Linked DNA regions of Homo sapiens: region 1 is linked to region 2. A link is an interaction called in ENCODE POLR2A ChIA-PET data of the cell type or tissue named here. Cell type or tissue: MCF 10A. All regions are shown on one strand. Links, peaks and the distances in the headings refer to the core of each region. The heading gives the core; the rest is flanking DNA.

Region 1 (5,373 bases), core at 259-5,258, 130 kb after region 2:
ACAATCCCTTGGGCCCCAGAGCCAATTGGTTTCAGCTGCTGGTAACGTTTTAGGACAGTGAAGGTTGAGTCTGCCACTTGCACACTATAAAACTGACTGTCACATTTACTGTCGCTCATGATGCAGCGTCCTGCAATATCCCGAAGGGTGGGCAAGTTTCAGATCCCTTCAAAGAAAAACAGAATGAACGTGCATTCTTACCGGAAGTACATACGCAGCTCACGTAAGAGAGTTCTGAACTTATTGGTATGTAAGACAATGTGGCTGTAAGTTGATAAAGTCAATCTGACCAAGTTCTGAACTTAAGCAAGACACAAAAAAATGCAGACATTTCAGTGGTACCAGACCATTATGAAAGGAAGGAATTTTGAGGCCCAGCAAGACCACACTTTAAGGGGCTGGACTAGAAAATAACCACCTTTGGAGAAAAGAATGTATGCATTACTACTGGCTATGAAAAGACTACATCACTCTGTGCGTCTCATCAGCTTGCCCCCTGTGGGCAAGCTAGGTGTAAATGGTTCATTTACACCTAGCTGTCTAGAGACGGAGGCATTGTTTCAAAAATGATCACTTCTAGAATGCCTAAAGAGAAGCAAACGGACCAGTCTTCTGCTCAGTGTATAGATTCTGGTTGAAATGATGAACCAAAAAGCAAGATTCATACGCCAAAGTGACAGGCTGTCAGAGGCCTGGTGGCATCAGTGTGCTGCATGTGCCCAAGCACGTGCTCCTGCCTCAGGAGGTGGGTCCCAGAGCTGGCATCAGCTGGCACAGCCCCAGAGTCCCACATCACCACCGGACTTCAGGGTAGAGATCTGTATATGAAGAACTCTGCTGTGACTGACAGTCCATCATAGTAACACTAGGAAGTCTATCCACTATGTCTGAGTGTAGGCCAGCAGGCCCAGAAAGCAGCTTTTCTGTGGTTGAGGCACAGGCTGAGACTGCTGCTCTGCAGGAGCCTGGATGATTTTATACAGAAAACAAGCAAACAAATTGGCAAGTGGTTCCTAGGCTCGTGTCTGGTTATGCTTATTTAAAAGTCAGCAAGCTATTTATTTTGGTCTTTTAAAACTACATAGCCAACAATAAAATCATATAGGTAAACATTCTATACCGTTTAAGACTACAGAATGTATTCTACAGCTCTGTCAAATCCCTTGCCTTTATGTTCTAGTATCTAATATTTAACGTCAACCTAATGAGATTTTTGTGGTGATGATTTATATTTCAACACAAATGCTAGGATTTTCCTTAAACATGGAAAAAATGGATTAATAACAAGTCTAAATAAAGAACTGAGTCAAATTAATAATTTCTCCAAGTGACCACTGCCCCACGGTCTTCTCCCCGTCCTCTGGGTGGTGGCTGCAGTGTGGCTGCCACTCTGACCACTCCTGCCGAGGTGTGTTAGCGTGCCAGCCAGGGAGTGACTCCAGTGACGCCACAGCGCTTAGATGCTGGACAAACAGCTGCTCATACAACCCGCACCGCAGGAGTCTCAGTCCCGTGTTACCTGGGAGCAATCTAGGGCTGAGTGAGCTGGAACACCTGCCTAGCCCACACTGCTGTGAGAAGGGGACTCAGGAGCTCTCCAGGCTGGCAGGTCACTGTGCTCTAAGCTATAGGAGGTGCGAGGCAGGTCTGTCTTGCTCATGGCATCTCATACTCCAAGGACAGGAGGACAGGAAGCTGGTCTTTGGGGCACTGTGAGCATTCAATAAACCTTTGTTGATCTGATTCCCCACAGTGCTGCTCCATTTTACTGATATCTAAAGGAAGATCCTTTCTAAAGATTAGCTTATTTACAGTTTGCAAGAGGCTGAAACAATTCCACTCAACATTTAGGGGGTACCTTTATGCACGAAAGTGGTAAGTATAGCAAAAGATATGCCATAGTCAGCTAGCAACCAGTCTTGAAACAACATGTACTTCACTATTTGGGGGAGAAGCGCGAGCAGTGAGTCCATTATCTATATTACAAGTCACAGTGCGGTAAGGGCCATAAGCACAATGTAAACAAAATCAAAAGGCAAAAGAGATCCTACCCACTGGCAGGGGCAGAAGACAAGGACGGCTTCAAGGAGGAGGCGGCATCCGCCCTCAGACTCTTTTGCCAGAGATGGACAGTAGAGCCACAGAGCTCAAACTGACTGTGTCCAGACACAGCGAACTGCTGAGCTTGGCTAGCGGGGTACAAGTGCAAAGGATTAGAGACAACTCAGCAAAAAGGCAGGCACCCACTACCACCTGCTTTACGGAGGGTGGCTGTTCCTCTGCTATGCCGTCAACACACCAGCAACACAGTTACTTGCAAGCATGTACTGAGCACCCGCTGTGGATGGTGAGGTACCATGCCAGGACACTCGCCTGCCCTCAGTGAGCGCACACTCAGGAGGAGGCCCTGCACACCAAGGGTCCTAAACCCAGTAGGGTGAAGAAGATTTGGGGGAATGGGAGGAGAAGCAGCAGAGGCGGAGGCACATTCGGAATGTGACAAGTCACTAGGGACTTGCTGGGTAGAGGGCGAGTGAAGCTGGAGAGAGAAAAGGAGGCCAGATCACTATGAGCCCCAGAAGCCACGCAGAGCCGTCTGGCCTCAGTCCTGAGGGCTGTGGAAGCCGTCAAAACATCAGAGGTGCGACACAGGCGCTGAGGTGCTCCAGGATCCATCCCTCCCTTCCTCGCTTTCATAAGAGAAGCCTTCCTTCCCCTTCCTGCTAGATAAATGGCTGCCCAACTAGAGACGACGCCTGGCAGCTTTCCCAGCAGCCAGGTATGGCCAGATGACCAAGTTCTGACTAATAAGATGTGGGTAGAAGTGATGTATGCAACTTCCAGATCACTTTTATTTTTCTTTACAGAAAGCTGCTTGCCCTCCAATCTTTCTTCCTTGCTGCTGGCTGAGGGATCAGCTGTCACAGACCCAGAGATGGAAGTCACATGCTGTAGATGGAAAGCTGCCCACCAGCTGGATTCCTTAACTACCTCATGGCACAGAGCCACCCCCCATTCAGGACCCCGTGTCCACGTTGGGACTGACAGATCAATCTCAACCCTGCTGACCAACTCTGCAACTCTCCCTGCTATAACTGCTTTCAACCTATATTTGGACTATGACAATATTAGGTTAACTTTTTTAAATTTGGGGAGTATATTCACTCATATTAGGTTTTAGAATTGTAATTCCATCTCAAGATTTAAAATAGTCCGGGCATGGTGGCTCACACCTGTAATCCCAGCACTTTGGGAGGCCAACGTGGGGGAATCACTTGAGGTCAGGAGTTTGAGAACAGCCTGGCCAACATGGTGAAGCCCCATCTCTACTAAAAATACAAAAATTAGCCGGGTGTGGTAGTGCGTGCCTGTAATCCCAGCTACTTGGGAGGCTGATGCAGGAGAATCATTTGAACCGGGAGGTGGAGATTGCAGTGAGCTGAGATCGTGCCACTCCAGCCTGGGCCACAGCGAGACTCCATCTCAAAAACAAACAAACAAAAAGATTTAAAATAATTATAAAATTAAAATAAGGTACCCTTATTATGCAGGAGAAAAAAGTCACCTAAGTGAAAACCTGTTAAAGCCACCTTCTCTGTCAAGTTTGGGCTTTGTGAGAGCAAGAGAAAGAAACTTAAGGCCACCTGAGAAGGTGTGTAATTTAGCTATTCATGAGTCAACTCTATTGAGATGATATTTCAACAAAATGGACCATCAACTGGGGCTCAGAAAACAGTTTTACAAATCGGGAAGTACAAGAATTCTTCATGAAACCACATTAGCAATACACTAAAGCCTGCATTCGCTGCCTCCACTTCCCACACCAGCCGGTGCTGGTTCCTCCCCCTCAGCTCCCAGGCTGTGCTGCCACCATCCGTCCAGCACAGGGCTCCCTCCTTGCCACTTGTGCACTCAGCAGCGCCCGCCAGGCTGCACTGTCACAGCCTTTGTAGGGTCTGCCTCCCTTCCAGGCTATGAGCAACTCAAAACTGGGAGGGAACGCTACAAGGAGGTTTCCTGGAGGAGGCAAGACCTGAGCTCAAGTTTGTTCACAGTATCGACCGAGGCATGAGGAAACAGGCACTTTCATACACGTCAGTGAGAGCTGAGAAGTGGTAAAACATTTTTTTAGATGGAATATAGATCTGGCTAATAAAAATGTTAACTGCATATCCTAAACTGGCAAACACAATTCTCTAAGTGTATCTGACAAATACGTGTACAAGTATCCAAACATATTTGTGCAAGCATGTTTGTAACACTTCTTGTAACAGGCAAAAAACTAGAAGTAATCTAAAATGCACACTGTGGATGGACTGAATAAATTATGGCACAGAAGTACAACAAGGCCATTCAACAGAATGCAAGGACTTTATGTATCAATGTGGAAAGATGTCTAAGATACAGAAAGGAAATACACCAAGTTGAAGAAGAGAACACATAATGCCCAGCTACGTAAACACACACACACGCATACACACGCACATACACAATGCTGGCAAGTAGAGAAATAGTGGGAAATGAGAAACTTTCTTCCCATTATAACTTTCTATTCTGTTTTTCAAATGTACATATTTCACATTTAAAAACTGATTAAACAACACATGTTAAATGAAAAGCTGCAGAATGATCATTTGACACTTGTATGGAAGACGGGCTTCAGGCAGATAAGGCTAGAGGCATGAGAGTGGGCCTGGCTCTGAGGTACACATTTATCAACACCCTTATAACAACTAGTGAGAAGCATATTACTATCCCCGCTCTGCAAATGAGGAAACTGAGGCTTAGAGGAAGTTGTCCAGTAAGGAAGTTGTCCAAATTCCCAGCATGGCTCAGATTTGAATTTAGGAGTGTTTCACCACAATATTCAAGTTCCTCCCAAAGCACCATTCTGATATCCCTTTAGAAAGTGAAGCTATTTGCACATGGGCTGGCCAGGACCAGCACACAGTCCTGCACATTTCACCTTGCTGACTCCCCCTACCAAAACCTACCAAAACACTTTTTCCTCTAACGATGACAACGATTCAGTGATCCACAGACTCAAGTGAACCTTTCATCACACTAAAGCTTCAGAGTACCCAGGACATGCGATATTTAAATCAACTAACTATTGTGATTAAAAGCAGATTCTCACAATCACCCTCTGTCTCAATGCTTGCTGCCGACATTTTTTTCATTAAATTGTTCTGTTTTCCAGCTGGGCAAGATGGCTCACACTTGTAATCCCAGCACTGTGGGAGGCCGAAGGTGGGAGGATCACTTAAGCCCAAGAGTTCCAGACCAGCCTGGGCAACATGGTGAGGCTTCAACTCTATATTAAACAATAATAATAATAATAATAGTAAAAATCTGGCCGGGTGCGGTGGCTCA
Region 2 (5,373 bases), core at 196-5,195:
CTGCATGTTCTCACTCATAGGTGGGAATTGAACAATGAGAACACATGGACACAGGAAGGGGAACATCACACACCGGGGCCTGTTGTGGGGTGGGGGGAGGGGGGAGGGATAGCATTAGGAGATATACCTAACGTTAAATGACGAGTTAATGGGTGCAGCACACCAACATGGCACATGTATACATATGTAACAAACCTGCACGTTATGCACATGTACCCTAGAACTTAAAGTATAATTAAAAAAAAAAAAAGAAAGAAAACCTGTCTCTACTAAAAATACAAAAAATTAGCTGGGCGTGGTGGCAGCGCCTGTAATCCCAGCTACTCAGGAGGCCGAGGCAGGAGAACTGCTTGAACCCGAGAGGCGGAAGTTGCAGTGGGCCGAGATTGCGCCACTGCACTCCAGCCTGGGCAACAAGAGCAAAACCCCATCTCAAAAAAAAAAAAAAAAAAAAAAAGTTATAGGTTGCCTCTGTACTGGGATCAGCATAAGGTATAAATGGTAAGTCTTCTTGGGTCTTTTTTGAGGCTGTACCTTTCCCAGGGAAATTGCAGTACCTTTATAAACGTCCCCATATGTTACTGCTTTTGAATGTTCTAGTCCTTAAATGCCTGGCTCCCAAATGGGGAAAATGGGAACAATTAAAGGGGAGGTAGTGGGGAATTTAAAGTTTCTGGCTCTTTAAATCCCATGGAAGCCTTTTCACCAAGTGGAGATTATACAATGGGGGCCCACCTCTGTGTCTGCACATCCGTGCTCAGAGGCAGCAGAACACAGATCCCTGATATTGATATTTGGAGTGCAAGGTCTTTATGGCCCACCCTGGCTCCCACAGGCTGTGTGTAAGCTGTTCCACAAACACATGCACAGCCTGCCATGGGATTTGGGGGTGGGGGATAGCTAGCTGCTACCATGTTAAGAGCTGGAATTGACCAGAATTCACCATGATTTACTATCCAAGCCCTCCTCTGGAGCTGCAAGCTTTCAAATAGACTCCAGAATTTCAAAATAGTCATATCAGACAGATTCTGCCAGTTCATTTGTCATCTACATGGAGAGATGGAATCCTGATGCCTGCTACTCCACCGTCTTCCCTGACTTCTTCTCATTACTCCACCGTCTTCCCTGACTTCTCTTCATTACATCTTTAACTGGCTATTGCTACTGTGTTTTGTATATGGCTTTGTATAGCATCTTATTCGTTCTAATAGCCTTGGAGTTTGCAGAAGTCAATCATGTCTACAATTAATGGTAATTTCATCTTTTCCCTTCTGGTGGTTAAATTTTCTCCCTTTTCTTGTCATAATGCATTGGACAGAACTTGCTAGCAGAAACAATACTGGTAAGAATAAGTATCTTATATTGCTCTATCTCTCCATCAGGGTGAGGTGTGCTCTGGAAACAGAGCTGAAAGCCCCTCTGGGGTGATGTTCCCAGTCCCCGTACTCCAAACCCAAATGTTGGTTTGTTGGGAGGGGCTGGGGCCATGTGGCCCCTGGTCAGCATGTGTCCCAGAAGCCCCAGGATGTTTATGTCTTATTCCTTCTCCTGCCATGAGAGAGAACTGACCAGCCCTGGGCCTTCTCAGAGTCCACGATTCTGTTCAGTTTTACTTCTCTCTGTGAAGGGCGCCCAGAAGCTCCGAGAAGAGGCCGGAATTCTAAGTTTTCTTACAGGGCCCAGGACAGGTCTACCCCCTGGGCAGGTGTCTGGAGCCTCAGCTGGCCCCGGGCACTGTTGCAAGGGTCAAATGGGCCTCTTTGCTTGGGACTACCTCTGCTGGCTTCTTCAGGAACAGGGACAGTCCCTGTCCCCTTAAGGGATAGGGAGCTGAACTCAGCACTGTTTCCAAGGCTCCTGGGTGAGGCACCTGCTCCACCTTACCCGGACAGGTTCTGAACTCCAGGGACTTAAGTTAAAGAAGAAATACACTCTATCATTCTTCAGTGTCTTTTGTTCTCATATGTCAGTGTCACTTAATCCTTAAAATGACCATAGGGAAATGACTACCCACTTTACAGTTGAATAAACCCGGACCCTCAAGGGTAAAGTGGGGTGGACAAGTTACCAGCTGCTGACTGGTGGACTGGGCTGGACTCTGGACTCTTTTTTTTTTTTTTTGAGATGGAGTCTCGCTCTGTCGCCCAGCCTGGAGTGCAGTGGTGCAAACTCAGCTCACTGCAAGCTCTGCCTCCCAGGTTCACGCCATTCTCCTGCCTCAGCCTCCCGAGTAGCTGGGACTACAGGCACCCACCATCACGCCTGCCCATTTTTTTTGTATTTTTAGTAGAGACAGGGTTTCACTGTGTTAGCCAGGATGGTCTCGATCTCCCGACCTCGTGATCCACCCGCCTCAGCCTCCCAAAGGGCTGGGATTACAGGCATGAGCCACCACGCCCGGCCCACCCTGGACTCTTGACTCCAGGCCCAGCTCCTGGCCCTGGACCTTTGAGGGGGAATTGGTACAGCCTGAGTGGAAGACAGACTTGGCCTGAAGGTTCAGCAGGAAAGCCAGGTGCTGGCACTGGGAGCTGGGGGACAACCTGAGTACTTGAAGCCACAGTGTGACTCTTGGAAGCCTCCAGGAGGCAGGGAGCTTCTGGGCAGCCCTGATGGACTGAGCTGAAGGAGAGGCCTCAGACCACAGCCCAGCCCTTCCCCACCTTGCACAGAAACCTCAAGGGAGGAAAGCCCCCAACCCTGAGTATGGGTCTGGACTATGCTAGCTCATGTCTGGCTGCCCCGAGCAGTGGTAGCATCACGTCTAGGCTCTGAAAGCCTCTGTGGTCCTCCTTTTCTCTCTCCTTGGAAGAGCCTGGAGCCTGGACACACATTTCATTTCCATTTGGGTCCCATGAAGGACTCCTGCCTGCTCCCTGATGTCTGAAGGGACGCTGTGGGGGAACTGCAGCCTCCCTAGGCCGAGCCCAGATCTGCTTGCGGAGGCTGAGAATGCACCTGGCCTTGCCTTCAGGAGGGCAACGCGCTTGGCTGTGAGGGGAGGATTGGCCTGAGTTATTTTTGGGCTCCATATGGCCTTCAACTCCTGCTGACAGATCCCGCTGTCTCCCTCAGGAAGCTCTTGTTTCTGATTGCTCAGGGCCCGGCTTGCAGGCAATCTGTTGGATGCGAGGCGACAGCACCAAGACCCACGGCAGATTGGCCACTAAATATAGAGCTCTCCCAAGAGGGCAAGTCAGCCTCTCTCCCGCTCCGTCTTCCATCCTGTCCCTTACTCTTGGCCCACGTTCTCAATTACGTCCTGAGAACATACTTCTACAAGGAGAGGCACAGCCCAGTCACTCCCCAAGCCACAGTGAAGGGGTTTGTTTCACCTCCCAACCCGCATGCTGCCTTCCCTTCAGGAACTTCTCCCCGTTGGCTGAAGCCTGAGTCAGGGTGGGAACCGGAGTCCTGGCCAAGAGGGCACTGTCCCCCCCTCACTGCTGAGCAAGCAAGTGACCAGGTTATCCAATTAGAGCAAAGCCTGGGCTTTGCTTCGAGACAATTACTATTATTATTATTACAGCATGAACATCTGTTCCCAGGACCCAGGCTAATAAAAAGAGCGTTACCAGTACCTTAAAATCCCTAATGCATCTTCCTCAACCGGTCCCACTCCTCATCCCCCTAACCTCTAGACAAGACCATGCTGACTTTTGTGCTAATTGTTCCCTTACTTTTCTTTGTAGTTCCACCTGTGTATTTATCCCCAAATACCCTGCCTAGTTTGACAGCAGAGGGCAGGTGCATGCTGATGGTGCAAGGAGAGGACGGCACTGCCCCTGCTGGACGGAGGCTCCAGGAGGTGAGCGGATCAGTCTCCAGGCTGTGGTCTGATTCCCGCTTCTCTGGGAGCTGACAAGGCCCCTCCGGGGGAAGTCGTGAGCAGGGTTGAAAGGGAGTCTTCGGAAACACTGGGCTCAGCACAGTTGGTGCCTGGCAGGGCCGAGGTGGGAACCAAGCGCTGGACCTCTGTGATAAAGAACTGTTATCGAAAATATATAAAGGGCCAGGCATGGTGGCTCACACCTGTAATCCTAGCACTTTGGGAAGCTGAGCATGCAGAGTGCTTGAGTCCAGCAGTTCAAGACCAGCCTGGGCAACATGGTGAGATCCTGTCTCTACTAAAAATTACTAAAAAATTAGCTGGGCATGGTGGCGTGCATCTGCAGTCCCAGCTACTTGGGAGGCTGAGGTGGGAGGATCACCTGAACCCAGGAAGTTGAGGCTGCAGTAAGCCGAGATCGTACCACTGCACTCCAGCCTGGGCAACCAGAGTGAGACCCTGTCTCAAAAAAAAGTAAATAAAATAAAACATACAAAGAAATCTTACAACTTAATAATAAGAAAACAAACAACCTGATTAATAAAGGAGACAAAGACCTTAACAGGCACCTGACCAAAGAAGATATAAGACGGAAAATAAGCATTTACAAAGGTGCTTCACATCATATGTCATCAGGGAAATGCAAATTAGAACAAGATACCACTACACACCTACTAGAGTGGTCAAAATCCAGATCACTGTCACCACCAAATGCTGGTAAGGAAGGGGAGCAGCAGGAATTCTCATCATTGCTGGTGAGAGGGCAATACAGTACAGGCGCTTTGCAATGCAGCTTGGCAGTTTCTTACAAAACTAAACATACTCTTACCATATAATCTAGCAATCTCATTTCTTGGTATTTACCCAAAAGAGTTGAAAATTTATGTCCACATAAAAACCTACACACAGGTGTTTCTAGCAGTATTATCATAATTGCCCAAACTTGGAAGCAACCAAGATGTCCTTCTGCAGGTGAGTGGGTAAATAAACTGTGGTACATCCATCCAAGTGCTAAAAAGAAATGAAGTATCAGGGCTGGGTGCAGTGGCTCACGCCTGTAATCCCAGCACTTTGGGAGGCCGAGGTGGGCGGATCACCTGAGGTCGGGAGTTCGAGACCAGCTTGACCAACATGGAGAAACCCTGTCTCTACTAAAAAAAAAAATACATAATTAGCCGGGCATGGTGGCGCATGCTTGTAATCCCAGCTACTTGGGAGGCTGAGGCAGGAGAATTGCTTGAACCCAGGAGGCGGAGGTTGCAGTGAGCCGAAATTGCGCCATTGCACTCCAGTCTCAGCAACAAGAGCAAAACTCCGTCTCAAAAAAAAAAAAACAACAAAAATGAAGTATCAAGCCATGAAAAGACGTGGAGAAAATGTAAATGCATATTACTAAGCAAAAGAAGCCAATCTGAAAAGACTGCATGATTCCAACTAGATCACATTCTGGAACATGAACATTTATGGAGGCAGTAGAAAGACCAATGGTTTCCAGGTTTAGTGGGGAGGGAGGAATAGGTGAAACACAGAGGATTTCTAGGGCA

Evidence for each region. Peaks named below come from ENCODE experiments on the same cell type or tissue, not always from the same donor. Only the 100,000 strongest peaks of a DNase experiment are listed, where the experiment ranks them.
Region 1: POLR2A ChIA-PET joins it to region 2 with 5 read pairs; 2 of 35 experiments call an interaction of 5 or more read pairs at or near these places.

The regions. Positions count from the first base shown.
Region 1 is chr5:180,280,443-180,285,815 of GRCh38, forward strand. MAPK9 (mitogen-activated protein kinase 9) reads right to left here. Exons shown (of 12, transcript NM_002752.5): 2 at 1-166. The coding sequence starts at 119. Among named protein-coding and RNA genes, the nearest start is that of MAPK9, 9.0 kb to the right of the region's middle. In MCF 10A, for the core only: no CTCF peak of the experiment used is centred there; a DNase peak (open chromatin) is centred at 2,769.
Region 2 is chr5:180,152,478-180,157,850 of GRCh38, forward strand. The region is part of intron 1 of RASGEF1C (RasGEF domain family member 1C); the gene reads right to left. Among named protein-coding and RNA genes, the nearest start is that of RASGEF1C, 54 kb to the right of the region's middle. In MCF 10A, for the core only: no CTCF peak of the experiment used is centred there; no DNase peak of the experiment used is centred there.